Regions from separate parts of the Homo sapiens genome. Here regions 1, 3 and 4 are each linked to region 2. A link is a loop called in an ENCODE intact Hi-C map of the cell type or tissue named here. Cell type or tissue: endothelial cell of umbilical vein. All regions are shown on one strand. Region 1 overlaps THSD7A (thrombospondin type 1 domain containing 7A). Region 2 overlaps THSD7A (thrombospondin type 1 domain containing 7A). Region 3 overlaps THSD7A (thrombospondin type 1 domain containing 7A). Region 4 overlaps THSD7A (thrombospondin type 1 domain containing 7A).

The links. Peaks named below come from ENCODE experiments on the same cell type or tissue, not always from the same donor. Only the 100,000 strongest peaks of a DNase experiment are listed, where the experiment ranks them.
Region 1: it touches region 2 in a loop (7-fold over the local background); 2 of 110 quality-filtered maps call a loop at or near these places.
Region 3: a loop joins it to region 2, with 6 times the contacts of the local background. A loop is called at or near these places in 2 of 110 quality-filtered maps.
Region 4: a loop joins it to region 2, with 6 times the contacts of the local background. A loop is called at or near these places in 2 of 110 quality-filtered maps.

Annotation. Positions count from the first base shown.
Region 1 is chr7:11,602,371-11,610,370 of GRCh38, forward strand. All of the region lies in intron 2 of THSD7A (thrombospondin type 1 domain containing 7A), which reads right to left. Among named protein-coding and RNA genes, the nearest start is that of THSD7A, 230 kb to the right of the region's middle. In endothelial cell of umbilical vein, no CTCF peak of the experiment used is centred here; DNase peaks (open chromatin) are centred at 3,641 and 5,491.
Region 2 is chr7:11,712,095-11,720,094 of GRCh38, forward strand. The region is part of intron 1 of THSD7A (thrombospondin type 1 domain containing 7A); the gene reads right to left. Among named protein-coding and RNA genes, the nearest start is that of THSD7A, 120 kb to the right of the region's middle. In endothelial cell of umbilical vein, no CTCF peak of the experiment used is centred here; DNase peaks (open chromatin) are centred at 2,327 and 4,337; H3K27ac peaks cover 4,085 bases.
Region 3 is chr7:11,645,609-11,653,608 of GRCh38, forward strand. All of the region lies in intron 1 of THSD7A (thrombospondin type 1 domain containing 7A), which reads right to left. Among named protein-coding and RNA genes, the nearest start is that of THSD7A, 180 kb to the right of the region's middle. In endothelial cell of umbilical vein, no CTCF peak of the experiment used is centred here; DNase peaks (open chromatin) are centred at 3,563, 4,593 and 6,653; H3K27ac peaks cover 501 bases.
Region 4 is chr7:11,622,686-11,630,685 of GRCh38, forward strand. All of the region lies in intron 2 of THSD7A (thrombospondin type 1 domain containing 7A), which reads right to left. Among named protein-coding and RNA genes, the nearest start is that of THSD7A, 210 kb to the right of the region's middle. In endothelial cell of umbilical vein, no CTCF peak of the experiment used is centred here; a DNase peak (open chromatin) is centred at 3,196; H3K27ac peaks cover 1,225 bases.

The sequences.
Region 1 (8,000 bases), 110 kb before region 2:
GTGTATTAAGTAACTCTACTTAATACTGGGCTTCAGAAGTACAAAGATAAGATTACAGCAATTAAGTTGGAAGCATGTAATTTTGCTAGGGGAGGTACAGAAAGTTACATAAAGTAGTAGGTTACTATGGTGAATTTCAAATTACGTATTAGAATTTGTCATGTTGAGATGAAGGTAATTAATGGAAATATCAGATAAATAGCCTTTTTTTGTTCGCTTATTGGTGGATGGGAGAAAATGGATTTTTCCTTGGTCTCAATTTAGACAGTTTTGGGTGAGCAGTGAAAATAAGAATGGAAATTGAAGGCCTCGGTCTGATTCCAGGCTGTTATGTAAGTCTAGAATAAGACCTCCTGTGGGTGATAATGCCATTGAAACATGTGGCACAAAAAGAAGATGATATTTGTATTTTACGTAGATTCTGGTGGTGAGGTGGGAAAATGAATTATTACAATACAAGATTGAAGATAAGAAGATTCTCAGGTTTTTATGGTTTTAGGTCTAACGTTGATGGATTAAAGACTTAAACGTTAGACCTAAAACCATAAAAACTCTAGAAGAAAACCTAGGCATCACCATTCAGGACATAGGCATGGGCAAGGACTTCATGTCTAAAACACCAAAAGCAATGGCAACAAAAGACAAAATTGACAAATGGGATCTAATTAAACTAAAGAGCTTCTGCACAGCAAAAGAAACTACCATCAGAGTGAACAGGCAACCTACAAAATGGGAGAAAATTTTCGCAACCTACTCATCTGACAAAGGGCTAATATCCAGAATCTACAATGAACTCAAACAAATTTACAAGAAAAAAACAAACAACCTCATGAAAAAGTGGGCGAAGGACATGAACAGACACTTCTCAAAAGAAGACATTTATGCAGCCAAAAAACACATGAAAAAATGCTCATCATCACTGGCCATCAGAGAAATGCAAATCAAAACCACAATGAGATACCATCTCACACCAGTTAGAATGGCAATCATTAAAAAGTCAGGAACCAACAGGTGCTGGAGAGGATGTAGAGAAATAGGCACACTTTTACACTGTTGGTGGGACTGTAAACTAGTTCAACCATTGTGGAAGTCAGTGTGGCGATTCCTCAGGGATCTAGAACTGGAAATACCATTTGACCCAGCCATCCCATTACTGGGTATATACCCAAAGGACTATAAATCTTGCTGCTATAAAGACACATGCACACGTATGTTTATTGCGGCATTATTCACGATAGCAAAGACTTGGAACCAACCCAAATGTCCAACAATGATAGACTGGATTAAGAAAATGTGGCACATATACACCATGGAATACTATGCAGCCATAAAAAAGGATGAGTTCATGTCCTTTGTAGGGACATGGATGAAATTGGAAATCATCATTCTCAGTAAACTATCGCAAGAACAAAAAACCAAACACCGCATATTCTCACTCATAGGTGGGAATTGAACAACGAGATCACATGGACACAGGAAGGGGAATATCACACTCTGGGGACTGTGGTGGGGTGGGGGGAGGGGGGAAGGATAGCATTGGGAGATATACCTAATGCTAGATGACGAGTTAGTGGGTGCAGTGCACCAGCATGGCGCATGTATACATATGTAACTAATCTGCACAATGTGCACATGTACCCTAAAACTTAAAGTATAATAAAAAAAAAATGCCAAAAAAAAAAGATTCTCAAGATGATGATAACATTAGTATTTACAATAAACATATATTAGTGCTTACTATGTGCCAGACACTGTTCTAATGTTTATGTATATAAAATGTATTGAATTATTAATCTGAGACTTCAGAACAATTTCATGAAGTAGGTATTATTATTATTGCAACTTAGTACTGATGAAGAAACTGAGTACAAGGAGGTTAAAGAGTTTTCCCAAGGTCTTGCTTACGAAGCACTCAAACTGAGTGAGGTATTATGATGAATACAGGCAATCCATCATTGAATGTCTACAAAGAACCGGGTACCGTGTTGAGTTTTACCTAGAATATCTCAGATAATCCTCAAAACTGCTTTGTAAAGCAGAGGTCCACTCTATCTATCCATGTATTTGTTTTTAATAGTTACTGCCAGGAACTATTCTCTAAATGCATCACTTTAAAAAAACATATTTTTAATAATTAAAGCTTTCTTTAACATCACAATTTTTAAAAAATGTTTCTTTTTTTCCCAGATTTAATGAGATATGATTTATTTTTACAGACAAGGAAATGAAATTTAAATGTTTTCTCCAAGTCATACAGCTAGAAATTAGCAGGCCTGGAATTCAAACTATTCAGATGTTTCTAACTTTGGCAATCTTGCGAATGACAATGCAGTTCTCTGAAATGCAGAACACAGAATGAGAAGCAAATTTCTGGCAGTTTATAAATGAGTTTAACATTAATTTCTTGACTTGATGTGGATATATCCAGCATATATCCAGTAGGCAGAAATGTTGAGCAGACAGATGCAGAAGTAAAGGCTGGAATTTATTTGAAAGCTCAGGATGGCATATATGCTTCTTAGAAATCACAAGCATATCAGAGTTCAAAGCCAAGGCCACAGGAGTAGATGAGCGCTCACACACTGGGACTCATGTTACTGCTGCATCATACACACATGGCCTTAAAGTGGACCTCGGTGGGACCATGAGGACTGTAATGTTCATTTCTTTCATTTTGAAAATGGGTAGGTTGTATGTCTTCACTGTAGTGGCATAACCTGAACTGTCACCTGTAAATCATGTTTGAAAATGCTTTACTTAGAATTGACATATTTAAACTCTCTCCTTTATCCCTCCTCTCTCTATATGTACATGTATATATGTATATATGTATCTATCTATAGATATAGACACAGATATATGAAAAAACATTTTTTAAACTTTTCTTCCTAATATGGAAAAAAACAAATGATGGTTGCATTTTGGATGTCACCATAGGTCCACTGCTTCTAATCCAGGGAAAGTCATGAAAATGAGCCCAATAATTTCTCATCATTTTGCTGAAGTTTAACATCTGCAGTCTAGGGCACTGGAGTGGAAGTTGTTCCTACTGGCTTAGTCTAATCTAAAGTTTTGCTAATCAGAGCTGGGGCTGTGGACCAACACCATCAGCACTAACTGGGACCTTGTCAGACCCCCGCTCCATGCTACAAATCAGAATCTGATTTTAACAACATTCCCAGAAGATCCACATGCACAATAAAGTTTGAAAAACACTCAAGCACTCAAAAAATATAAGCCAGCTAACATTTACACTTAATCTTCATCAATGTAGCCCTACTTGTAACAGACAACAGAAATTCAGTATATCACACAGATAGAATTTATTACCACATATTAGGCAGTTTACCAATAATTGGATAGGCTGGAGGAAAAAGCCCTAAGCCAAGTTTCCAGAGCAACTTCCAGCCCTCAGAATTGCACTGCTGTTTCTCTAAAGCTTTTTCATAAAGCTATTTTCTGTGGCTACAGGAAGCTATGTTGCTGCTGGCACACACTGCCCCATGAAATGGGTACTCTGCCTCTCCCTACTGACCTCAGTTCAGAATCTAAGCCCAGCTCCAGAACATGTAATTGTTGGAATCTAAATCACATCCAGGCACCTGGCTGCAAGCAACTTTGGGAAATATCAATTTTAGTTTCCTGCCTTTGTAGTTCAGGAAGTCCCACTAGTGCAGTGCTAGTCAAAATGTGATCCATGAATGAAGGCAACTGTTTGTTGGGGTGTGCAATGAGCTAAGCACAGGAATTCAGAATAAATACTGAGGCAATTTTACAGCAATTTGAAATTGCTGTGGCATCCATGTGCATGATCAGTGGACTCAACTCGATGAACAGGGTATAGGCCAGTTTTGTTACTGTTGAATTCTACTTTGAGTGGCATGTGGCATGAGCTACATAATAGACATGCACAGTAAGACCATGTCACTGGAAGAGTAGGAAATCAAATGAAAACAAGCAACCAAAAATGTGACCCTTTGCCCCAGATAGCTTCAGAAGCTCTGCACTGGTGGAGTTGGATGATTGATGAGCGCAACCTATGAATGGGACCCTCCTAAACCCAGTTCAATTCCTAGCCCCTTTATGAGGCTTATTGTACTGTGATAAGCTTGTATGACTTTTCATAAATATAAAGCATTTTAGCACTTAAGAATATATTATCTGTAAACAAAAGCCATAGCAATATTTCATTTTTAGCCTCTGTAGAATGTCTCTAATAAGCACTTATAATATTCTTATTGAGTTACAAAAATGTTTTCTTCCTGTAAAGATACAAATAAATTTAATAATACTTTTTTATATTAATGATATTACCTGACATCACTTGACAATATTAACAAATTTCCCCAATATTTGTAATGTGAACAAACAATTTAGTGTTCAGAGTAGAGTAAAATATTCATTTTGTGTAAAGCAAAATATATTTGTAGGCTTGTATACTTTGTAATGACAGCATGGCCACAGATTTATTTAATTAGATAATTTGTCCCAAGAATGAAAATGGCTGTTCAAATACTGGCCTTCAAAATATAAGAGTAATGGGACTTAAACCACATGCAAACTGTTACTGTAACTCTTTTGACATATGTAACAAACCTGCATGTTGTGCACATGTACCCTAGAACTTAAAGTATAATAATAAAAAAATATATATATAAAAGAAAAAGGAAATGAGAAGCTTTTCAAGGTAGATGCATTTTTCACATATGCTAAGACAGCCATCAGCCGATTGACAGGTCTGTAGTCCCAACTCTTATGCTTTCATGTAAAAAGATTATATTTAAAATTATACTCAGATTTAGTACTAGAATATAACGCTAGTAGGAAATATATATGTTTTCCGACAAATCTATTGTTTGCTTTTTCAATACTAATGAATGGGGTAGGAGGATTTCTCAGTGTTTCTGAGACCGTTACTTATAGCAAGACAGAGGACGATGACTGCTGTGCTCATAGTCAAGAGATTTAAGATATTCCTAAACTGCCGCCCTTGAATTACATGACCCTGAGTAGATAGTGATCATTCTGTCCCACAGTTTTTCCATATGGTGAAATGATATTTTACTAAAAGATCAGTAATGCCCCTTTCTTCAATAAAATTGTTCAACATTTTAAGTTTTTATAACTTAACCTCAGTTCTGATTGTCTTGTGTTTTCAGATTGAACCTTTAAAAAAAAAAGACTTTTCCACCTTTAACTATGTTCAAGTCACACTTCTTTCTTGAATACAAAATTAAATTTCTTATAATTATTTATTTATTTATTCATTTATCAATTCAAATGAGTGTTTTACAAATTCCCTGAATGAATTTTACTCTCTAAGTGTGCCCATTCCTTCATGGAATTCAGCAAGTTAGAAGCAATAATTCTGTTGGAGGCAAAATGCACTCATGTTAAAGCCATTTTCCTTGTAAAAACAGAGGTCTTTTCCCTTGCTTTGATATTTGAAAATCTTTTGTTGAGCTGCTGGGGAACATTGCCAAACGGTGTCACCTGCCAGCTGGAGTGATCATATGCTCCCTATGAAAGCTGAGGGCCATGTTGCTGGTCAGCAGCTGAATGTGAGGATATCAGCATGGCACATATTTAGTAATGGGATAAACTGCTACGGTAATGAGGCCTCCCTGAAAGAGCCAGTACATAGATTTTCTATCCTTTCACACAGTGAATGCTTGCATGCAGCTGCTTACTTATCACCCATGCTGTTCCAGGCAGTGAACCATGGTGAAAATTCAGGACACAAACCCAAGCCCACCTCAAGTGAAAACTCTAGGTGGGTTTATGAGACTGAGTAAATACTACCTACCACACTTCAAAAATGATGCTAAGTGGCATGATTGATTTTCCTAATTTGTTTCATCAAAGCTATTTTTTAGCATTATGGAATTTTTGCCTGTTAAGAGGCCTGTTTTTAAAACTTAAACAAGAAGATTAGGAAAGGTAACCAAAAGATGTTTTAGATATCAATAACTTAAAAGGAGAATTACCAAGTACCAATTTAAAAATTGATTAACTGTTACATACTCCTGTGAAAAATGAGAGGGAGAGAGAAACTAACACTAACATATCTGCAATTAAAGGATAGAGGTTAAAGGCAAGAACCTCTTGCCAAGCACTCCTGTTGACTAGAACATTGGGTTACATTAACGTTCACCTGACCTGACCATTCCCCATTGCTTGGACAACCTGGAGGTCCCAGTGATTACTCTGTAAAAATTCATATAGAACCTAATCATAAAATGTAATTTATAATTCGTAAAAATATAAGAAAAAGCAATGCAGTTATCATAAAATAATGCCATTCTTTCCTGCTCCTGTTATTCAAATTCCAGGCTATTTCTCTGGTCTCCTCTTTTTTTCTAAACTTTCATTCCCTTAGATGAACATCCACAACCATGACTTCCACTAAAATAACTACAGAAGTGATTCCTATTTTTATTTTAAATCCAATATAATGGTTCCCAAACAGAATTCGCCATCTTCCCCTCAAAATGTCTTGCTGCACATGTTTCCTATTTCTCCCGATTCTTCACTGTCAATTCTCCTGTATGTAATTTGCAACAAGTTCTTACAAATCCCTATACAGAACATTTTCAAATCATCTGGTGATCTCCATTTCCAATTTTATAGCTCCAAACCAAGTATTCTATGTGTCATCACAGGTTTATGAGGATAAACTGCCGTTGTTCTCTAATTTGCCCTTGAATATCCCATCTCACATTGCTCTGCCAGAATGAAGTTTCTGACAAATTTATATTAATCCTGCTCAAGAACCTACACTGTCTGGCTCAGAGTCAACTTCACCCAGTGGGAGCCCTTCCTTCTGAATTTCAGGGTTCTTTACAGCTTCCCCAGCTTCTCACAAAGAATAAAACATGGCATGCTGAGAACATCATTATCTTTACAGCTCCTGGATCCCTCCCTTTCCCTTTCACTATATAAATCTTTAAAAAGCCTGCCCCGGCCCATGAAACCTTCATGGGACACAATGTAATAAAAGAAAATCTAAAACATTAAATTTGAATTAGCAAATGAGACACCCAGAACTGGGAGGACCCACTTTAACAGTAATCTGTTTGACAAGAGGCAGAGCTGTTCCATGGGAACAGAGGATTACTGAGGCTGACAAAGAGTAGTGAACTGGTTTATTTCAGATAGAACTGGGGGCAATTCTGCTTCACATGAAAGAATTCCTAAATATTATTGTTGCCCAACATAAGAAGAGCTGCCTAAAAAGAAATGAGATACGGAAGAACTGAAGCAGGGTTTAGGTGAATATTCATTAGGATCCTGTATTGTGACCACAGGCAGGGAGGTGGAAGGGACTTTAGTAAGCAGTACTCCTAGATACTCATCACAGATCATGCAGAGAAGCTTATTCAATCTGTTTAAAAACATATTGGTGTGTGTGGGGTTATTAATATTCAGTTTTATTGAATCAAATGTTATGCTGCTAAAATCATTTTTTTTAATCACTGGAAGAAAAAGAAACAATTGGCCTGGAGAGAGTAAAAAGACCTGCATATCTGTCCTTTGTTAAATGATCTTGAGAAAATCACTGACCATCTCTACATCTCTAAATTAGGGAGAGAAGCATTTCCATTTTCCATTTTATAACATGGTTGTGAAAATTATGTGACATAAAACAACTAACATAAAAACAACTCGAAAATGGTTAATGCCTACAAATGTTTGATATGAAGATGATAGCAAGATTGAGATAAGAAAATATAAATATTTTAAGATATTAATAACTTTTTTAGTAGTAACTTTCCTCTCTGGAAGCCACCTAAAACTGTGAACCTAAAACTGTTATTTCCCCTGACATAGAAAACGACACTTGATTATATACTGACTCTTGTTCCTCTGTAATTTTTGCATGTGTAATGCTATTTAGTCCCCTATCAGACTTTCACTCCCCCAAATTGGAGCTTTGTCTTACTTATTCACTTGTTTATTTTGCCTCAATACTGGGCAAGAAAGATACAATGTACATTCAT
Region 2 (8,000 bases):
GGAAAAAACTAGACTTCTGTCTATGGTATATGTTTCCAAGTTATCCTCCAGCTGATTACTTGGGCTAGTACAAACCATAAATTTACCCAAAGAAAATGATGACAGCATGATGCAAAATTACAGGTCCACTGACTATACCCTACTTTTCTGGGTGATGGGCTGATCCTGTGTAATAAACACTCATATTACATTCCACAGTCGAGTACTATAGGTAGAGATTATTCACCATTGGTTTGAGTTTAGGCTTGAAGGAATAAATATGTAATCATATGGCAGGGAAAGGAACATGTAACTTTTCCTCTCTTATCACAGAAACTGCCATTTTGCTTTGGAGTTTACAGATTACACAGAAGTCACCTAATCTTTACTGAAAACATTTACCTCTGGAAAAGGTCGACATTTTGATACAGGACAAACACTGTCACTAACCTTGGCACTAGACTTTAAATATTTTCCACCAAATATCAATAATATCAGTAATAAGTTTCATTTCTCATGAGGCCAGCTATTGACCATCTTAGGTATGCTTGACCCAAATGAACTTGATGTAAGCAGAATCTCAGATTTGTTGCCTCAACCTTAGATTCTACATTTATTTACTTAGAAGTGTTTTCTACTTAATCCTAACATCAAATCTCACCTTCAAGTAACAGTTGATAAATTACATATGTGGCCTATTATATGTTATTTTAGTAATGAAACTGTTCTGTTCTCCATGTAGAAATCATCAATTTTCTGACAAGTTTTCTTAAAATGTAAGTCAAAGAAAAGGGTATAATTCATTCCCAGAGCAGAAAATAATACTAGATTCTAGATGAACTTAAGTATCTTCCAATTAAACATTCTAAGCCTAGGAATAAGCATCAAATTTCTCCGTCTTTTTTACTTCCATGGTACCACATCTCTACATGACTCTGATGAATTTTGCATCTTCATGTGACCATGCATATGCAAAGAGTGATTGAGTGGACAGATAATTTTCTCAACTCTTCCAAACACAGGATGCCTTGATCTATAGTTCCAAAGCCATGGCTCATTAATTAGCACAGTTCTGCATAGCACATTGCTGCCAAACCAGTTAGCAGCCAGATAAAGAGATGCAAAGCTCAACTTCTGTGGCATTTTGTGTTTCCCTCCCATTCCTCAAAAAAGATAAGGACTAGAAGTAATGAATAAATAGGTTAAAAAGACAAATAAAAGCTAATTTCACTTTACAAGGTTTATGTTTATGATCTTTTCTTCTCCCAGTGGTTTTCTTAGCTTGGCTAGGATATGCCATGTTACATTAGTAACTATCAGTTAAAAAAGATAAATTGACTCCTAATCTGTCTGTCATAAATAAGACTCCCTGCTCATGCATGCTCTGAGAATGAGAACTAAATTTACTGTCGTCTTGCCCTTTCAGCAGATTACTCATGGAGGCATAAGTAGGTATACACAGAATACAAGGAAATGTCCTATTCAGAGTAAAAGTCCGAACTTTATTGCGTATATCAGGAAGCAATTGTATATGTACCTGATGCCTGTGGAATCCTAACTTTTGTTTAGGATTAAGGAAAGGAGTGGACCTCAATCTTTATTAAAGAAGCCAGATGATCATGACAGTTGGATTGTAGAGCCCATTGTGTCTCAGTCTTCTGGCAAACTTCTGTAAATAAACAGGCACACAGAGCTAGATGTTCTCTTGTCACTTAAACTGCAATTCCTATCAGTGGGTGCTGAAGTCTTAAAATGACTTATATTTTATTAAATAGAATACTGGTAATACAGTCTTTTTTCAATTGGTGATAATAAGCAATAGGTGATAATAAGCAATAGGTCAATCAAAGACAGTTCTTTAAAAATAACAGCAAATATATTAGAATAGAAAGGTAAAGAAAGGAAAAAACATCAGAGTGCGTCATATACAATAATGCTTTTATTTGTTGAAAATTTAAGTTAAATATGTGTCTGTACATTGGGTCACAATTTTAAAACTATTTGTTAATGAAGGTCACAGTCAAAAAATGTTTGCAGGAAAACGATGTTTTCAAGGCACTTGTAGTAAGTGATGTAATAATCTTGCAGCATTTAAACCTCTAAATGTGTTAATAAAATAATAGTATAATAAATTAATTATAAAAGTGTTTAAAAGTATGTGCTATGTGCTAGGCAATGTTCATAGTGAATTATATGTATTTTATCAATCAGTCCTCACATTAACCCTATGACATGTGTATTTTTAAATTTTATGCTCTGTGTTTTAAATTTTAAAGTGTGTGCTCTGTGCCAGGCAACAGTCATTATGAATCATATGTATTTTGTCAATTAATCTTTACCTTAACCCTATGACACACGTATTTTTACTTTCCATTTTGTATAGATTGAGCTACTGAGACATTTCTCAGGAGCTCTTGTAATAATATTTTGATTGAGTTAGTGTAAAATAATGCATGATTTCATAAGTGAATAAATGATTCTGACTCTTCATCTATTAGAACACAGCTAGTAGTGTTAGAATTAGCCACCTTTCTCACCCTTGTTTTCTTAAGGAAACACAGAAAGCATCTTCTTAATTAAAAAGTACCCTAAGAAAAAAAGCAGTTTTCCAAAATTATAGTCAAACTATGGGAATATTTTCAGTTAATAGAAGCATTTGACTAAATTTTCCAGAAAACACAGCATACACAAAATACTCTTTCTCCTTATTCTCTCTATTGATGTTTCTCTTCCCATTTAGCTCTTTTCTACCAAATTTAAGGAATTCCAAGATTGCAAACCACAATAGATTGTTCAGTGTGGCCATTGGAAAAGGCATGTCAAGGTTAGCTGAGTAAATCCAGGAATAATCAAATAAAAAAGAAGGCACAGGAGAACAAACATTTATTTTCTCTCACACTGGGCTGTACATATTTGGCGAAGTGGCTTCCATGGTTCTCTCCTTCTTTATAGCGAAGGGTTATTTGTGTTGAATAACAACTCTTCCAGGTCAGTAAAAGTTGGATCAGGAATTGAACATACTCATTGTTCAAGAAACAAACAAACAGAAAGAATAACTAGGTGTGAAAGAAGTGGATAATTATACTGAAGTTTACCAATTAAATTCCATGTAGAAAAATCATATTGTTTTCCTCTGAAAGCTGAGAAACACATTATTACATTACAATGAAGTTTCATTTGCGAGGGAATGAAGATTCAAAGATCTCCTTGGAAATGGAGATTCCAAGTTTATACATGGAAGACTATTCTACAAGGATACTCCAAAACTTAGTATTTGTAAATTAAATAGTACAATAGCAATTCTAAAATATGCAGGAAAAAAATGAAGAATGCCTAAAAATAATTTTAATGCCTCTCTTTCTAAATGGTTTTACTCAACTTAATTAACTGCTAACAAGTGTTTAAACTAGTTAGAAATAGATATATATGAAACATAACTCATATACACACAACCTGCTGTTAAGATTTTTTCTTTCCTTCTTTCTGTCTCTCAAAGCAATAGAATTTTGATTTGAGAATTATATATTTTGTATAGATTCTTGTTTAAAATGGAATTCTATTTTTGCTTAAAAAATGTCTAACTTTTGCTGCTTACCTAAGCTACAGCGTTATTTGAATTAGAGATATTTGGATTTAATATTTCTGCAGAAGCCCAGACCCCCATCCTTATTTCACTGGAAATAAAAAACCACAAGGGTCTATTTTCCCTCCTTAATCCTCATCCCTGAACTTTCCAGAGGGATGAAAAACAGTAAATGATGGACGCTTTATTACATGAAAGCCAGTTTGTAAATATCAAAAGGCAAATCAAATTTCTCTTTGTTCTGCAACCATAGAAAGACAGCAACATTTTCATTAAGGTACGAAATAAAAATCTGGGAGAAACCCATATACCTTAGAGTGATCTAAATTGAAATACTAAGATTCTAGAAAGAGGAGAACCCATCAGGACTTGATAACGATGTCAGTGAGAGAGCAGAGAGGAACATTCCTGACAGACCTCTCAATTAGAACACTAAGTTAACATCAATACTACTTACCCTTCTTTCTAGCCATACCTCCTGCCTTTTCCATTTTTTCCCTAAAATTCTTGCTGTCTTACAATATGTCACATGCTTCCACACACAAGGATTTGCACATGGCATTCCTTCTGCCTGGAATATTCTTCCTCCAACTCTCTCCACCCATCTTGAATGCCCCTGTGACTGTTCTAGTCCCCAGGTGCCATGTCTAATTCATATCTGGTGAGCACATAGCAGGTGATAATAATGAAGTAGAGATTAATAGGTAAACAGGAAATTACAATGTAGGGATTCAAGGACAATGATGGGAACACACAGAATGTCATGGGCATCCTGCCCAACCCTGCTCTGTGGTCCTGGCAGACATCCACATTCCTTTAAGCCACAGATTCCTGCTTCCCTACTTTATTGTTCCTACTTTATTGTTCTTGGTTCTAGGCTTTGGTAACTTGGAACTCAGCTCTGACCCTGGAAAACTTTTCTCACTAAATTCTTCAGTGAAATAATCAGACAATCCAATAGACTATACAGTAGGGGTTTTTTTAAATCTTTATATGCCTCATGTTATTCAATTCTTCTTATTGCCATTCATCTATATCACCACTGCTTGCCTATGGCATTCTCTATACTGGTTCCTGTTCCTCTATTTCTTCCTTACTCCAATGCCTTATGTATATGGCTGTCCTATTTGTCTTTCTGAAGAAAAAATCTTATTACATTGCTTTTATACTACTACTACTAAGAAAAACAGAAAAAGCGTATGTAATACAAACATAAGACAATTACAAAAACACAGAACCCAGAAAACAAAAGCACAAAAATACCCTGAGTGGTAACGAATACCCTTTATGAAATAGAACCACCTTTCTCACCTTACATTCTATTATTCCTATCATAAACTCCTCAAATCTCTTCCTTCTGAAAACAGCTCACTTCCCCAAGAGTTCCATTTGCTAATTCTTTTTCGTAGTAATGTGATAAGAGAGAAAGCTAACATTTTTTATTAACACTGATCGTTTGCAAATATAGTGCTAATTGACTTTATGTACTGAGATCCACACTTGACTGATTCAAAGGTCTGATTGCAGGAACGCTATGAAAGCAATAAAGGTGATAGTCTCAGGCAGAGGTGGGTGTGTGAAAGACGGCCTCCTCGCAGAGGCTAGACTCTAGCCCGTCCTTTGAATAACCACATGCACTGGGATTCTCCCTTAAGTGATCTGTGCTTTTCCTTTTCTTGAGGAACTTCCTCTGCTCCTGTTACAGCACATTTTGTTTCTCTATCCTTCTATTTCTACATGGTGGGACTTCCATTATAAGTGCATTCCTACCTCTCCTCACCACTCCTACCACCACCTCACCCTCCATTTTCTGCTTTCCATGGGGAAAGGAGTAAATTTAAGACAAGGAGTGGCACAGTGCCAGAAAGGCCCTTTTTCTTTTTCTTTATTGGAACCAACCTTTCAGCAAGATGGAGGATTCTGATCTGTCCTGTGACATCTGGCCTGCCTCTGTGGAGACTTCTATCCACTACTAGGAGAATATATCTGTCTAATTCCACAGCAAAGTATGAGGGAGCCCATTTTGCCTGTTCTACCCTTCATCCATAAAACAACTGCTTCTACACCTACCTGTTTGATTCTTGTCTCTTGCTTGGTTCCAAACTAAGAAGTAGATATGAAGTATTATTTTTTGGTCCTTTCCCTGCTCTAAACTTCCATGTCTTTAACTAACACTTTCATATCAATGATCCAAGATATATCTCATGGGGATATGGTTTCTATGATATTTTTTGTAAAGGGCTTTCAGAGTACCTTCTAGATAATCCATTCTAGGATCTTTGTTTAGTCTACGATTTCCAAAATTCAAAATTTCATCCCCTGAAATTCAAGTGAATGACCCTTCTCAAAACTAATCTCTATGCACAAAGATTATCACAAATATATATGCAATCATTATGGAAGTAATTTGCATAAGAGGAAATGTAATTTCTCTGGACCAGACCCTAAACACCAGTTTGTAGAGAGCATGCTGCATCCTCTCTTGAGAACAAGTTAACTTTATTTGATATATAGTATAGCAAATGCAAAATTTATGAAAGAACTAAAAACCTCTTGTTTCTGCAGCACAATTTGTATGCGATCTGAGGACATTTATTTAATAAAGGGAAGCTCTAAACAAATTTGAGTACATTTAAATTTTGTTCCCCCACCCAAATTGCCTAACCTGTCTACATAGATACATATACATAAAGTTTGATCTATGGTTATTTCATTTCTGTGTTAAATCTGATAATGTGACACATATTATCAGATGTGTCACAGGCCACATTATTGCCCTATTAAAATATTTGCAGCTTGAATACTGGTACATTCTATAGTTTTTACAAATCATTTAAAAGTTGCATTCCATGGAACTAGCAGGTAGTGCATTCAAGCTAGTGTCTACCATTAAACAGTGTACAATTGTCATAATTATCTACATTATTTTCCTTTAAATCATCAATCTCTGACTAAATTGCTTTAATCCATAGGTCCTGATATAGAATTCCTCTACTGAGCACAATTTTTTTAGTATAAGAAACTGACCAAATTATTAATTGATAAGACATAATTATAAAATCCACAGTCCCTTTAAAGTGGAACTTATAGAGCTCTAAAACATGTTTTTAAAAAACAAAACAATATAGTCCTAGTGGCACATTTGGTCATGATTTTGTCCAAATAAGACAAAAAGTTTGGGCATGCAGAACTTTGAATTTTATTACAGTATTTTTCTTTCCCAACATGTTTTAAACATATTATGGATACTGTTGAAATAGGGACAATTATGAAAAACAAAAAGGAAATAAAAAAAAGCATCAGACAGATTTATTACTTTATACAAATTGAGAAATTTTATAGCTGCCATTGAAAAAAGAAGAGCAGGACTATGTATTTTCTCTATAAGCAATATCGTGTGTGTGTGTGTATGCGCTCATGTGTGTTTTTCTTAAGTCCACAGAAGGCCAAGTGTCTCATTTTTCATCCCCCAGAAAAGGTAAGCCTTTTGATTACCTATTTAAAACATAGATTAGCAAATTTCTCTACTTCTTTATTCTCTTCTCTGGGTTCCTTCTATCTTCCCACCTTAACTAAAACTAGACTGTCTCATATGGTCTCTGTTTCCTCCCACCCTACGCCCTTGGAGTTCTCTCAGGTGACTTCTTTCTCCTATACTAAATGAGACTCAGTATCTGGAGACATCAGCCTTCATTGTTCTGATAGATTTTCTATATTGTCTGTAGGTCATTACTTTTCTACTCACTTTCATAAACTCCTTTGAAGCTCATTATATTTGGATTTTGTTTGTGATCATTTTTTCAATTTCATAATTATACTCACTCTCATTAATTGACAATTTGCAAAACTTACTTACTTTTTTCACTGATATCCTGTCATTATCTAAGGTACTTCCATGTCCACATGCAACACATGGATCGCTCGGTCCTTTTGCTTCTGCATCATGCCCAGTGATCCCCTCAATGAGTTATTTTTCTCCTCCTCAACTCCACTCCAGTCATTAGAACTGTGGCCACAAACCAGGTCTACTCCACATTTCACATAATAAAATCTTTAACTTCAAAACTCTATTCTTCTAGAAATCTCACTCGGTGATTTCCAATGCACTAGTTCTTCCATATTAACAGGGCCTTATAGATCAATGGGGAAGAGGCCATATCTGTTAAGTCTACTAAAATAGCCCTGAACCCTATACATAAACCTAAAAAATAATAGTTGCTCAATAAATATTTATTGAATGAAAGGATGAACCGTTCTACTTTCTCCTTAACTATAACTCTGTATTATCTGTCCTGAATGAGATTAGATTTCATGCTCAAAGATAAGTATTGGTTTATCTCAGAACTAAACTTCCTTGCTCAGCCCTCCTTTTGTCACACCTGCATGGCATGACTGCAAATAAGCATGGCTTAGTGCTGTTTAAGAACACATTCCAACA
Region 3 (8,000 bases), 66 kb before region 2:
TATGATTTAAAGGTACCTTTCAAACAGCCTCAAAACATGTCAATAAGAGGTGTATTAAATACCACATCCCTAGATTACATTGCTATATTGTATTTTATTGCTATGTTTTATTTCATATTTATATAGTACAGTGTGTTTTCACCTATATGATCTCATTTGATCTTTACATCAAGCAGTAGATATAAAAAATAAACAAGATTAATTTTGTTACTCTGTCCAGTAGTTCAATCTCTGTAAATCTGAAGAAAATATAAAGCCATCAACCACTCAAATATTTCTGTGGTTTCTTTGGATGCAGTTAAACACCCCCAAAAAAGTAGTTATATAAACTGTATTTGAGCAATTCAGTTAGAGAGTTTATGGTGCTATAATGAAAAGTTCCCAATTTTTGAGTAAAGTCTCATGCAAATAAGGGGATGCAAAAACAATTTCTTAGAGAAAATTCTTCTTCAAGTTAACAGATTCCTAAATCAATGTTTCCCTTTCAAGCTCATAAACTCAGAAGAATTTGAGAGTGTTAGAATCTTGATTTCAAAATAACAAAATGTGGTACTAATAGCCTCAATATCTATTAAAATTTTAAAAAGATCTATTTGAACAGTTGCACTGCCAATCTACAAAACAACATAAACTTCCTCCTTACCCCACTTCCCAAATAATTACTACAACCAAAAAACAGAAAGCAAACTTGAGAGTTATATAGGATTTCAGTATAAATGTGATTGGCAGCAGAGTATTTATGAAATAAGAATAGAAATTGTTGATCATAACAAACATATAATCTCAATGGATTTGAAGACATGACAAGTCTTCAGAGGCTGCTTTAGAGAATGGATTGAAGGTAGCAACTAGCAAATCTAGTAAATGCATATGTTTGTGAGTGTTTAAAATAGGTTGTCTTAAAATTGGTGTCAAAGAATAGCACTAAGAACTGCATAACATTTCACTCAAAAATGTGAAATGGACAAAACTTTTTACCCATTTCAGGCTACCGATCTTCCATTACAATTGTCCAAAAGTGAGCTACCTTTGGAGAATACATATTCAACAGTCCGACTTGATGCTAAGGGAGTCAAATAAACAAGATATTGGAGGTAAAGGAGTCCTATCACAATTTTCACTCTATCTCAGGGAACTTTGATAAAAAATAGTAAGTGACATCTTAATAAATTTAAAAGCATGCTATGTTGTCCTGGATTACCCCAAAAGTAGAACTTGAGACAAAGGTTTATATGCAATAGTTTATTTTAGAAGTAATTCCATGGAGCAGGGCTAAGGCACAAAAGAATAAGAGAAGGAGAAATCAAGGGAAAGCCAGTGCAAGCATATGTAATAAAATTGTCCACTGCTATAGGTGCCTGGTTATGACTTTGTGGGACCTTCTGAGGAGATTTATGAAATGCGTCTCAGAAATGTCAGTCCAGAGAATAGAATGATTAAACATTTCTTCTTTGACTCCTGTTCCTCACTGCATAAAATTGCTTGAAGTAGCACATAGGCGGTTCCTGATATAATTTATCCCTTGCACCACTAAGATTTTCTTATTCTACCATTCTACCATTAAATCCAATGAATCACAGACTCTCTCCCTCAATATTATGGCTAGTTCAATGTCTGCAAGTATAGGTTTTTCCCTCTAGAACTACATCCTCCAATTCAGCAGAGTTTAAGATTGTAGGTATGGACAGCACAAATTCCTGAAGTGACTCAGGGGAACGATGGAGAGAGGGCCAATCCTACTTCGCCTGAGAGTTTTAACCCGTATGTCTTGGCTCTTATGGCACAGCACCATATTTTGCTTACTGGCTTGGCTCATCCTGGAAAACATTTCTCCAATCATGCAATCTGTTATTTTTCGACTTAAGCCTCTAATAGGCAATACTACTACTCAAATTAGAAGAGCTGCTTTTGGGTAATGAGTATGTAGAAAGTCCAGTGGATTTCATTGTCATTGCTGCTTGTCATGTCCCTTTACTATAAGATATATTCTTTTGAATAAAGCAATATTATTCATACATAAAATACAAGACCAAGAAACCAGGCATCTGCAAGTCCTCTGATTATGATGCTGGAGAAGGCACTGTAGCCATAGAAGACAAATGCATATGCAGGTAAGTGTCAATTTTGCTAAGAATGAATTGCTGTTCTATTTGTGTTAGGAAGTGTGTGATATTGGCTGACTGCTTCTTACAGGTTGGTCCTTAGCAATTGTAGTAGTTTGACCAGCCTCGGTGAGAAGAAGCTTATACTAACTACTGCGTCCATACATAGCACCCATCCCTGATACAATGGCCAATCTGAAGCAAGAGGTTAGCTGATATCCACAGGTCAAAATTTCTTCCCTACCTAGATACTCAATTCTGCCTCTAATGCAGATGCTGCCTGATGGGCATTAACACAGTCCACAAAGATCTGCCCTTTGGATCCACTTTCATTGAACACTCATATGCAATTTATCTAGACTTCTGTATTTCTAATCAACTAGATAAGCCATTTGCCATTGCTTAGAGGTCCATGTAAGTCTGTATTTTAGGCTACTTGTCCCTTGGTAAACAGTGAAAAACTAAATATAAGCTCACAGCTCTGTCCCGTGGGAGGATTCCCCTCCACCATTATCCTTTAGAGCCATAACAAGTGGGGCTGCTGTGTTGCAGCTGTCCATTTGCAAGTAGCGCCAAAATATTATGCTAAGCCTATTAAGCCTGAAGTTTTTATTTTTTTAGCTGGTATTAAGAAATCCCTTATGAGCCATGAGTCAAGGGAAGGTCCTCTCTGTAAAAGAAGTAGGTGCCATGGGAGTCTGGGCAATGTGTTTATGTAATTTACTTTTTTTGTTGTTGTTCTGTGTGGGCCTGATCCCCAATGCTCCGTTTCTGTTGTACATTGGATTTTAGCTATGTCTTACCAAATACTTTATTTGGTGGGCTTCATTATATCTAGCTTAGAATAGACAACTCCAGCCAAAAAGTTAGTGTCCAACATGCAATATCTACTAGGACCCAATAGCTTGTCAGGATCTATTTTGTGGCGTGTGTGTGTGTGTGTGTGTGTGTGTGTGTATCATGCTTTTCTTTTCTTCTCCTAGATGTGAGTAATTCTCTTTTGCAAAAAGTATGGCCTTACTCCCAAATCCTAAGTGTCTGTGCTGCCACTTTTCTATTAGGGGTAGCCAGAGACTCCTCATAGCCATTTTATCTATCTGAAATATATCTTATGACATCAAATCTTCTGGGCCACTATGATCTCAGTGACTGAGCAGCTTGCTTCAACCAATAAATAGACTGTGGCAATATTTCCAAGTGCCGTGTATGATGCTGTCAGGATGCAGAGAGGCTGTGGTATGTAGCCAGTCTCCAAGATGATTCCAATGGTCCCTGCTTTCTGCTGTTCATGCCTTTTTATAGTGCTCTCTGATATTGCATGGAGATGACCTGTGTAACCACTGAGATATTGCCAAAATATTTGTGTATAACTTACAAGTTTAGATTATGAAAGATATGTGGCTTCTGACTTGCCCTCTCTTGGTTCATTCAGTCTGGGGGAAGCCATCTATGATGTCATGGAAATACTCAAGCAGTGTTTTGAAAAGGAAATGAGACCTCCTGCCAGCAACCATGTGAGTGACCCATGATCTTCTTGGAAGCAGATCTTTTGGCACCAGTTAATTCTTAAGAGGACTGCAGGTCTGGCCAATATTTTGACCATAAACTCATGATAGACCCTGAGTCAGAACCACCTGGCTAAACTGTACCTGAATTTCTGATGCAAAGCAACTATGGGATAATGAATATTTATTGGTTATAAGCTGCTAAATTTTGAGGTAATATTTTATGCAGCAATAGATAACTGATACAGATTATGGTGGCTGGAATAGGTATGTTGCCATACCCAAAAATCTAAAACATGGGAATGGCATATTGAAAGTGTGCAGGGGCCAGCAGCTGGAAGGACGATGATGAGTGTGTTGGTAAAAGCCAAAGGTACTTTGAGAGGCTGCTTGAAGCAGACTGAAGGCCCTAAAAGTGACTGCCAGTAAAGACTTAAAATAAGTGAGGAGGATGTTATTGGAAACTTGAGGAATGGGGACTTTTGTTATAACACAGCAGGAAGTTGAGCAATACTGTCACCTATAATAATGTGGAAGTCGAAATTATATCCAATTAACTGGGTGATCTAGCTAAGATTTCCACACAGACTGTTAAGGGTGCCACCTTTCTTATCAGGGTATCTCTAATACTTGCCACTTTCTAGTCACCAAATCCAACTAGTATAATATATCATTCATATAGTGGACCAGGGTCATGTTCTGAGGAATGTCAAGACAATCAAGATCTCTGCCAACTATATTTTGACAAACGGCAGAAGTGTTAATTTGGCCCTGGGGTGAGGGAGTAAATGTGTACTGCTGTATATTCGCTATTAAAAGCAAACAGCTTTTGATATTTCTTACCAATGAGAATTGAGGAAAAAAGCGTATTTGCTAGATTAGTATCTGCATATCAAGTGTCAAAGGCTGTGTTGATTTCTTCTAGTTTAGATACAACTCATTCATAATAGTTGCAATTGGGGCCAACATATGGTTAAGTTTATAATAGCTTGCTGTCATCTTCCATGACTCATCCAGTTTTGTTCTACTTTTTTTCAGGGAAAATACAAGTTGGTTGAACAGGAATATAATGTGGACAACGTCTCCTGCATCTTCTGAATCTTTGATGCAACAATAATTTCTGGAATTCTTCCAAAGATGTTATGCTAGAGCACAATACAATGTGTTTCATTCCCCATCTACAATGCATCCCAAGATACCAAAAAATGAGAGTCTTAGTAACTATAAACAGGAAGCTACTATATTTCCACCCAGCAGATGAGAGAGCAAAACACTATCCACTTGCTTCTATTACCCATTGATCCATAACGAGCACAGGATCATTAACATTAATTCCCTCACAACTTCAAGTTGTGCACAAGTGAGTGCTGAGTGGGTTTCTGCAGGTGTCTTGCACTACCATGTCAGAGAAGCCCTGGAAAAGTAGGTTGCTCGGCCTGTGGTAAGTGGCAGTCAGTTTGCATCTGTGTGAATCTGGTGAAACCTGTGCAAAACTGGAAGCCACAAGAGTGAGCGAAGGCAGAGGTGGAGCCAAGAGGATGCAAAATAGCACAGAAGTAGCATCACACAATGAGCTTGTGGTAGATGTATTTGTTTTGTTTTGTTTTGTTTTGTTTTGTTTTTTTCTAAAAATGCTTTCTTCTGAAAGGCATTTGTTTTTCTATGAACTAATAAATGTTAGGGACAAAACTGCAAAAGGCTAAAGATGTCTGCATTTTTATCACATTAACTTACTCAAAAGATAGTGAGGGCCTACAATGTGCTAGGTGCTGTGATAGGCAAGCAAAATTGACATGTGTTAAGATAAGCAAACACTACCAAAAGTGGAAACAATCCAAATGTCTAATAATAATAGACAAAAATGTGATATACATACAATGGGATATTATTTAGCCTTAAAACGAAACTCTGATGCTACAACACGGATGAGCCTGGAAAGATTATGCTAAGTGACGTAAGCAAGACACAAAAGGACAAATACTGTATGATCCCATTTATATGAAATACCTAGAATGGTCAAATTCATAGAGACAGAAGATAGAGTGGTGGTTATGAGGGGATAGGTGAAGAAGGATATGGGAAAGTATTGGTTGATGAGTGCAGAGTTCCAGTTTCAGAAAATAAAGAATTCTAGAAATGGATAGTGGTGATGGTGGCACAACAATGTGAATGCATTTAGTGCCACTGAATTTTTCACTTAGAAATGGTCAAAATAGTAAATTTTATGTTTTCTCTACCACTGTATCCATCTATTATCTATCTATCTATCAACTATCTATCTATCTATCTATCTATCTATCTATCTATCTAGCACTACAATGAACTATAGCCCACCCTTTTTTAGTCATGTATATAATATTCTGAAACTTAGAGAATACTTCTATATATAGCAACATTACCTCAAGGTTCTAAGGAGTTAATGCCAAGTTCAAAGCCTTGGGGAACTTTTAAACCCCTTAGACCTAAAGGCAATTTATTTGAGACAGTCAAGCAAAAAGTAAAGGGCCAATTATAGATCTGGTAGCTTTTCTTTGTTTTATTAAACACTGAAAAAAGGAAATAATAGCTCAGAAATGCCCATTATCATCTTAGTTTTAGTGGCTAGTATATTAAATTGGTGGTTGTTACTAGAAATAATATATTCTAAGTTCATCATCTGATGACATTATATTATCAATTGTATACCTCAAGAACTGCAATATAGTTTTAGCCAATAAATAATAAATTGTAGAAACCATCTTCTCAGAATGGAACATAAAATGAAGTGAAGTTAATGTGTTGATTTCTAGAATGATTTTATTACACATCTAGAAGCATATTTTATTCCTTAATTCTTTAGGACATTTTTGCCCATACTCTGGTTAACAAATGTGTCCATGGCTGTTACGTTTCCTTTTTTATCAAAATTATTTATAGATACATATTAAATTTTAGTATTCCCCATGCATATCATAAACCACACCAGTAAACCAGGGCCAAAGTAAATCTTTATCCTAAAGTTGTACAGCAATTAATCAGGCTGAAGAAAAAAAAAGAGAGGAAAAAATGTCAATTGTTTCCTTTCTGGCACGGGAGCAGGACTGGCATTACTACAAATAATTATTTAGGATAAGAATAAATTTGGTTTTTGAAAAGACTACTGTGATACACTTAGAACACTAAAACGCATGACTTATTTACAAGACACTGTAGACACTGTAAAGCCTGCCTTAATGCAATGGCATTAATTATGCATTGCCATGTATATTGTAATTTCCATAATAATTTCTGTCCTACTAAGTGCCATCATCATTATAAAGGATTAGAAGAGTAATTCAGGCACCTGAAACTAAATTTCCAACATGCGAATTGGTATGTATATGTCTGTAAATATACTTCTACATATTTATTCTTTAATGTATCAAAATTGGTTCATTTATGATAACAAATATACCATATTATGTAAAACTTTTTATTAAGTTGAAATTATAAATATACTTTTAAAATAAAAATGGTTTTGCTTCCAAAATGCATCATCTGAGGGTGAGGCAAACTCCATGTGTCTAAAGAAACTGAATTTATGGTTTAGGGTAATAATTTGCATCATTACTGACTTGGAAATGTTTATTAGAACTTAGATTGATTATTCCTATAATTGATAAAAGTCAACTGAATTTTGTTAGGTTAAACATGAACTCAAAGCTATAGGATTCTAGGAAAAATAATCAGTAGGTGATCAGTTAACAATCTGAATGCAAATGTTTAATTTCCAAAAAAAGCGAATTGAGGAATAGCTTAATTTTTTAGTAACATCTTCTCAACTTACTTACTATAAGCAAGAGATTTATATGGCATTTATTGTTTACTTATTCTATAGAAGACACTGTATTGTTTTTGCAAATTTCTCACCATCTGCATCTTTCAACAACCCTGCCATACAGGTTTTAACTACCATTATTTCAATAGTTATTTTACTGACTATTTTTATAGTTATTGTATTTTTGTTTAGTTATTTTATTTTTTATTATTTTGCTGATTCAAAATTTGAGAATTTAAGAGGCCCTGCTTATTATGAACACATAAATAGTACCCATGTCACACAACTATTTAGCAGTAGAGGGAGATTTTCTAGCTCAAGTTGTTTGACTTCAGGGTTTTGTCCCCAAGCCAATTTGCTCATAACCATTTCCTCTAAGAAACACTCTTCTAAAGCTTCCAAGCCCAGAGAGGAACACCGAGATCCACTCCCAGATATGTGTGTGTGTGTGTGTGTGTGTGTGTGTGTGTGTGTGTGTGTGTGTGTTTTCCCCAGAGACAGAGTCTTGCTATGTTGCCCAGGCTGTAGTGCAGTGAGTATTCACAGGTGCAATCATAGCACGTTACATCCTGGATGTCTTAAGCTCAATCAATCCTG
Region 4 (8,000 bases), 89 kb before region 2:
CACTTGCCTTATTCTCTCTTATCAACCTGGCTGAATATCTAAAATTGTCCCACTCAATATTAATTTCTAAAATAACATAGTGAAGGGCCATGTATTAATGTCATGAATAGATTATATGAATTATTTTTTTAAATAACCAGTAAGCATAGAGGAACAAAGTAAGAGCCAAGTTAAGTTTTGGCTAAATAAAATCTCCAAAATGTTATAACATAGGTATCCCTTAGAAAGGCTTTAGAGATATCTTCATAGTTGTGGGAGAAAATAAAGGCAGAGAGTTGAAGGCTTAAATATTTTCCCACAAGGGGAGATGTTTACACTCAAAGAAAAAGTAATTCATGATTTTGTAACCTGGTCAAAATTTATCCTTCAGTGCTTTATACTTGCCTAAAATATTGCTACATTCATGGACTATCTAAATTAGAAGGTAGCTATCATCCAGGTCAGTGCTATTAGGACTCAGGAAAGAAAAATTAAGCACCTGATAGATGATCACTAAATATTTGCTGAATAAATATACAGAAACAGATGAGGAAGTCTTTGCAGGGAGAGAACATGAGATTCCTCAGTCCATGAGTCAGCTCACTCCTCTTCCCACTTAGGGCGGAACTAGGAAAAGCAAGGAAGTACCTAGGAACAAAATTTAAGAACGCACTTGCATGACCCTGGGGGTGAGTGCCTCATTAAATTTTGTGTCTCAGTAGCATCTCTTGCGTCTTACCCTGTTCCCACCCCCACTAATCCATATTATTCCTTGATTAGAAGTCCTCCTTCCTTATTCATCATCTAAAAGAAAAAATTGCCATGCCACACTCTCAGGGCAGACTTCCTGATTCATCATCTATTATAAAAGAAAAGAATGCTATGCCACACCCCATGGCTGACTTCCTCTTCTATTGCAGTTCAGGATTAGAGAAAGTAAGTAAATGTGGGGGTGGGGGTGAGTAGAGCGAAGTGATTATTTAAAAATATCCTTTCTCACTCATCTCTCCCTCTTCGGCAGGGTCAAACCTAGAACATGTAGAGTTTGGCTAGCACATACAAGGATAAACAGTGAAAACATGTGTCTAGGTTGAACAAGGAATAGAAGAGAACCTCAGTTGTTAGTATCATGAAAGGTTAGAACAAACAGAGCCTGGGATCAGCTTTAGTGTTCTGGCCACCTGAAATCATCTCAGAGTTTCCCTGACTTTCGTCTATTGAGGACGTGGGACTCCAAATAAAATGACCAATTATTTGATACATATTATTTGAGAAAGATGAAATAACATAGAAACAAAATAGGGCAGGCAACTTCTTTTCCTTCTGTTTCTAGTATTTGCCAGCACTATCCAAATCATCCCAGCATTTTGCCATTTATTTATCTATCAGAACTCCAAAGGTTGGAGGCTGGTTATAGGCAGACATCAGAAGATACAATCAAACTTTTAAATGAAAACTGCCAATATTGAATTTCCACTTGAGTTGATCCTGTATTGTCTATGTGGTCTCAATGCCTCCATTGCTGCTACTTTGATCCAGGGCTTCCTCACCCCATTCTTGGATTATAACCACGACCTTACTTGTGGCTGTCCAAACTCTAGAATTTGACCCCTCCAATCCATTCTGCATATCATTCCTGTTTATGAACATAATTTTGCCTCAGTTTACTGAAGAAAAGGCCAGATTTTTCTGCCTTACCATCAAGGTCATTAGGCTTCTTTTCAAAAGTTATTTACTGCTCTTTTGCCACCTGCTCCTTTAATTCAAGTCATACCAGCATCTTGACTGCCCCTTACAGATAACCTGCTCATTCGACTTCTCAGATTTTTTAAAAATGAGGTTTGACTTGGAATGCTCAGTCTTTCCACCATACCCTACTTAGGTAAGTTCTATACATTTCTGGGGAGGAACTGGTCAAATTCTACTGCCTTATCAAATTACCTTAATAAATATAGGTACAGTCCTTCTCTCAAAAACTTTAGTTGTTTTTATGTAAGATTTATCCTTTCATCAATGATTTATTTTTTACCAAGTATGAACTCTACATTATGCAACCCATAAAAGATACAAAATCTCTGGGCCAACCCAGAATTACAGTAATTTAAAGTAATTTTATTTATTTGTTTTTCTCTTGTCTTTCCTAAACAGAATTAAAGACATCAAAGTTAGGGATAAGGCTTTATACAGAATTGGAACTAGGTAGTGACTACTATGTTCTCCTTCACCTATTTTGTATTTAATTTTATTATATGGGATCCTTGATAGATTAGAATGCCAGAGAAGTATATTTTTGATAAAAGCATTTGAACACCATTTTACAAACCAAAATGTATCAGTATATCGTATATTGTATAAAATTCAAATGTATTCCAATTTTATACCACTGAAAATAATTTCTGAGAAATTCATATTTATTATTCCAGAGTTAGGATGTACATCTCTGTTTCAGTATCTGTCTCCATTCTTACCCATCTGTTAATGGGAATATATGTATATTCATATTTATGTAGGTTAGTTTGTGATCTGTTATATGTAGTCTTTTGAAATCTTAAAATGATTTTGTTGTTGTTATTGTTGCATAGTCTCAACCTTAGTCATAATTAATTTTTATTTTTCAAAAACTTGCTTCATTTATTCCAGTATGTTACATTGTAAGTGCTTGTGTCAATATTCCAAGATGTTTACTGTACAATGGCTTCTTGTATTAAGCACAGCAGTATTTTGTCCACTTACAATTCAATTACTATACTGGTAAATACTACTCAAACAAATTTTTCATCATCACATCTTTTATCTAATATCAGTGACCACATATTTGTACTAAGTAGAGAAGAAAGCATCTCTCAATGAAACTTTTGGGAAAAAGCTAGATAATCCCTTTATAATACAATGATATGAGATTTTAAAAAAAATAAAGAACATAGCAAGGTGAAAGTGTGAGTAGAGGCCTAAAAAGAAGAAAATAAGATAAAACACATGGAATTACTAATATAATGTGTTAGCAGACTCTAAAAGAGTGAGCATATTCTTAATTAGGTTATACAAACAAACAATGCATTAATGATTTATTAAATTCCCTCTTTTATGGGAATTTGTATTTTCTTTTGAAAGTATTTCCTCCTATTTAAAACTATTCTTGTTTGAGTCAGAGCGAAACTCAATACTACCCACATCAAGCCAGTAGAATTCCAGCAAATAAATGAAAACAATGGGTAAGATCACAGTTGCTGCCAAGGAAATGCAAGGTCACTGCCCCGATCAGCAGCAAGGCTCCCATAGGAAACTTGCTCTCACAATGTCTCAAGCAAGAGAGCTAAATAGAACAACTAAATGGGAGATATTACTAAAACTCCCAGGAAAAGTGATGAAAGTGATATAAACCTTATTTCAAGTTCATGTGGAGGATGATTAGGCAGTGACATATATTATCTGACTTAAGTTTAGTCCCTTCCCCAAATCCATCAAAGGTTTAAAATACTACCTAGGACCCTCTTTTTATTTAATTTTCCTCACTTAAAACAAAAATAACCAACAGTGCATTGTCTACCTCAATTTTCCTAAGACGGTAGGTCTTATGTTAGGTGTTCTTACAACACAAAATAATAAAAATAATAGTAATTATGCAATAATAATAAAAGGAGCAGAAAGAAATCTTTGCAGGTGATGAATATGTTTATGACCTTGATCATTTTCATCAAGGTCATATTCCCAAATTCCTTGAGTTGTATGCCTTTAATATGTACAACTTTTCATATATCAAGCATACCCCAATAATGTGATTTTAAAAATACTCCTGAAAAGTAAAAGGAGAGGTGAAGACATCCTGTCCATGATGAGATAATCATACGCTGGGATGTAAGAAGTGACCCTGGTGGTCACTTTAATATTTTTGAATTTGTTAGAAGTTTACAGGTAGACATTGACAATTTTAGCCCTTAATTTGCCATCACTGACACCAACTAATTGATAGTGATGAGCTTTGTGGCTTGAAGATATAAAAACAGGAGTGACTGATATAAGTAAGGACACTTATAAATGGACAAAAGATGACACTAAATTTAAAAATTCTCAGAGACTATTGGAATACATTTATGATATTAATAATGGTATATTTTCTCATTTATAAAGAAAATATAACAACAGCAATTATTTAGTGTTAACCAGGAACAATAATATTGAAATAATATTCTCAATGTTGTATCCTAAATGGAATCAGTATAAATGTATATTATCTTAATTGAATAAAACATATCTTTTGAGGATATTCTTTTACATGTTCTGGTTATTTTTTGTCATGACCTTAGAAGGTTCCATTTTCTCATTGGCTTCAGTTGAATTCCTGTTAGTTACTAAAAGACTCAGGTTTTAAAACTAAAAGATTTTCTTAAATTTTAATACTGTAACAAACATTTACTGGGAGCTGATTATGTTCTAGGCATTGTCTTAGCCTAATGTAAGCGATTAAGGTTAACGTTGCATCTTTCTTAGATGGGTTGATAGGTGCAGCAAACCACCATGGCACATGTAAACCTGTGTAACAAACCTGCATGCTCTGCACATGTAACCCAGAACTTAAAGTAAAATAAAAAAAATTAAATAAAAATCATATTTACTTAAAAAAAGAAAGTTTGTCTAGTCATTCACCTATTGTTATTACATAGATTATAAATTCATACATATAAATATATATGTGTTGGTATATAGCCTTACATAATATACCTACATATAAATATATACATACAAAATGTATACATATAAATATATATGTGTTGGTATATAGCCTTTCATAATATAACACACATTTCCTGAGAAAACCTTCAATATTTAACAATTTTTCATGAAATCTTGGACCTGACATAATATAAATGCAAAGTACTTTTTTAAGGAATGAAATTAAGTTGAGGAAAAGAGCAGAAGTAAATAGAAACAAATTTTGATAATAACAGGTGAACAGATCAGAATGGGAGATGTACATAAACTGAAGCATAAGTTTGAAGATAAAGATGTCATAGTTAATGAGGGATGTTCAATGGGAATTTAACAAAATAGAAGTCAAGTTATTTTTGAATTATAATTTTGGTCAGACCAGCTGTCTTGGGTCTCAGTGCTGGTTTAGTGAAGAATATGTTCTGACTGCCTAGTTGCTCTATCATTTTGAAATAAATATAAATACCTTTGGTAGGAGTAAGAAAATGTATGCGCTCCCCTTTAACTGATTGGAAAAAGATAGTTTATTTTTTATATAAAAAATAAAATACTGTATATAAAATAAGCTAAAATCACTATCATTAATAATGCACCTCCTCATGAATAATTTGCCTTACAATCCTAGCTAAAGATAACATAAAGCCATAGTGATTGGCAAAATATTATTTCCTTATTTATTTATGTTAAAGTTTTAATTATTGTGATTTTAAAATGTATGCAATATACTTTTATAATAGCAAATGTATATAACTTATAAATAAATAAACATACATTGGGGCGTGTTAAAAACCCTGTTACTAATAAATGTGGAAATGTTTAGACCTGCAGGATATAAAGTCTAAACATTTAAACTTGACCTCCAAGATCTTTATAGGTTTCCAAGACCTTTATAGGTTTTCTCCATTTCTCTTCTAGGCTAGTTCCTCTTCCCTTTGTAATCTAACCTCCAGAGGTGAAACAACCTACAGAAACAGTATTTTTCCACACGGAACAATTACTGCTGCAATTCTCAGTGCCTTTGCTCTTTTTGTTCCCATATTCTTTGGCCATCTCCATCCTAGACCTGGTGCATGCCTTCTAATCCTTAACGCTAGCAGCATTTTCTCTAGGAGGCCATTCTTGATCCTGCCAACCTCCTTCCAGGAAGAACTCATTATCTCTGTTGTTATCTGCACGCACTTTCTCTCTCTCTCTCTGTAGACAAAACATAGCACCTCTAATATTTTATTGTTTCTTTTGTGACATTATTTCTATAATAAAATGTAGATCCTTGAGATTATGATCTTTGTTTTGTCTTTTTGTCTGAATATTCTAGTGCCCAGAATGTCTTGATGCCTTTAGTTTTGTTGAATGAAAAGGTAAATAAGTAAATAAATGCATAGTGAATTAATTAGTTAATGAGTAAACTAACAATGACATAGAAGCAGTTCTCTGGTTCTGACACCGTACTTTAACATAGCTATTATTTCTCAATCAGGGCCAGCAGAAAACAATGTAAACTCACAGGGGTTAATTCAGAAAAGTTCGTAAAAGGATTATTAACAAAATTGTAGGCATCGAGGAGTGGTATAGCATCTTGCAGCTATTAACTATAGGAAGATTATTACCCTATGGCGATAAAGGAATCAAGGGAAAGGATTTTACTAGAATCTGAGGTAGACCTAGAGCTGGGGAGAGGACTGCTGGATACAGGCAGGAGCCTTTGCTAGAGAAATTCAGCCAGGAACAGACAGGAATAGTCTCTCTTCCCACCATCTGATATACTGCTGCTTTCTCCCATTGGTAGAATCCAATGAGAAAGAAGGCTCAGAAGCCTATGAATACACTGCTCAGAGGTCAGCATCCAGACACACGAGCAGGATGGGGAAGAGGTGATAGTGGACCTCTAAGGTCAAACATAATATACTGCCTGGTCAGCTCGACATTTTGAGAAAACTAAAATGTCCTTTTTAGCCATCTACCATCTACCAAAGAATATGGGCATACTGACTCTGTTTAGTCAGGTGTGGCCAACAGGCAGCCGAGGCAAGCTTGCGAGACGTGATGATGAGTATCTGGCGGGCAACTCGACGCTTTGGATATAACAGAAAGTTTTAAGATCTAAAAGCCTGCTATTTAGAAGTAGTAATTTTATAAATGGATTCTGAACAACCTAAAAGGAGTGTTACTTTAAATAGTGGGCAATTTTCTCCTTTCTCTTTGGTAAGGTTAGGATTAGATTTGCAATTTTACTGATTCACAAAGTCGTAGCGTGGGGATGGGCCCTCAGGAACCATATAGCTCATCAACTGAGTGATAACCTTGCAGTTACTCCCAAGACTGCGGAGAGCTGCCTTAGTCTATAGGCACTGCATAGAAATTCACCCTGATGTTTCAGTATGAACTGATCTGTAGGCCATGTTGAAAATTAATTAACTCTCTGCCAAGAAAGATATATAGGATTTTATGTCTGCAATTTTAGGTATGGTGTTTGTTTGGGGTTCATTAGAATCACAAAAGTTGAAAGGCTTTTAGAGATTTATTTTTAGGCTCTCTCCCTCTCTACCTCATCATTGCCTATCCCAGAACACGTATGGTTTACAGATGAGAAAGCTGGGTCCCAGAAAGTGTAAATGACTTGTTCAATACTCTGTAGCCATGAATGCATAGGTTTACTATTCTTATTTATTATTTATTTATCCCAATTATCCATTACTGAAATTCCATTCTTGTTGATTCAGCCAGCTTCACAACTGTTATAAAGCAAATGCTTTATATTCAAGTTTGATATCACCATTCTGGAAAGCAATCCTAAAACAGAAGTTTGGAGTAATTAACAACTAGTATTCTAAGGTAAAATAAGAACCAGGCAAAAAGAGATAAGCTGTGTTGAGAAAAAATACAATTTTCTGCTCAACAGTTTTAAATTTGAAGATGAGAGGGGATGCCAGAAAGTCTGGGCCTGGAAAACAAAAATCAGAAATCCACTTTAAGAAGTATTATTCATTACTCTCTGAAATGCTAAGGCTGAATTTATATAAAGACTTAAAATGAAAAATGAATTTGGTAACAGAAATGAGATAAAAATACTCCAAGATGTTAATATTTCTAGAGGTTATTATAATATTCACCCCTTCATGTTTTACCCAGTTATGTTTATCCCATGTATTTGTGCCTGAAGTATCTGCTTTATGGAGTTATCTAGAAGCTGGATAGTTCTACTTTTCTTGGCTTAGCCAACAGAAATCTGTTTAAAATCCTAAATCTGTCTTATTCCCTCAGGAATTCACTGGGCTGAATTTCCCACACTTTTTGGAAATGCTTCTCCTGGAATT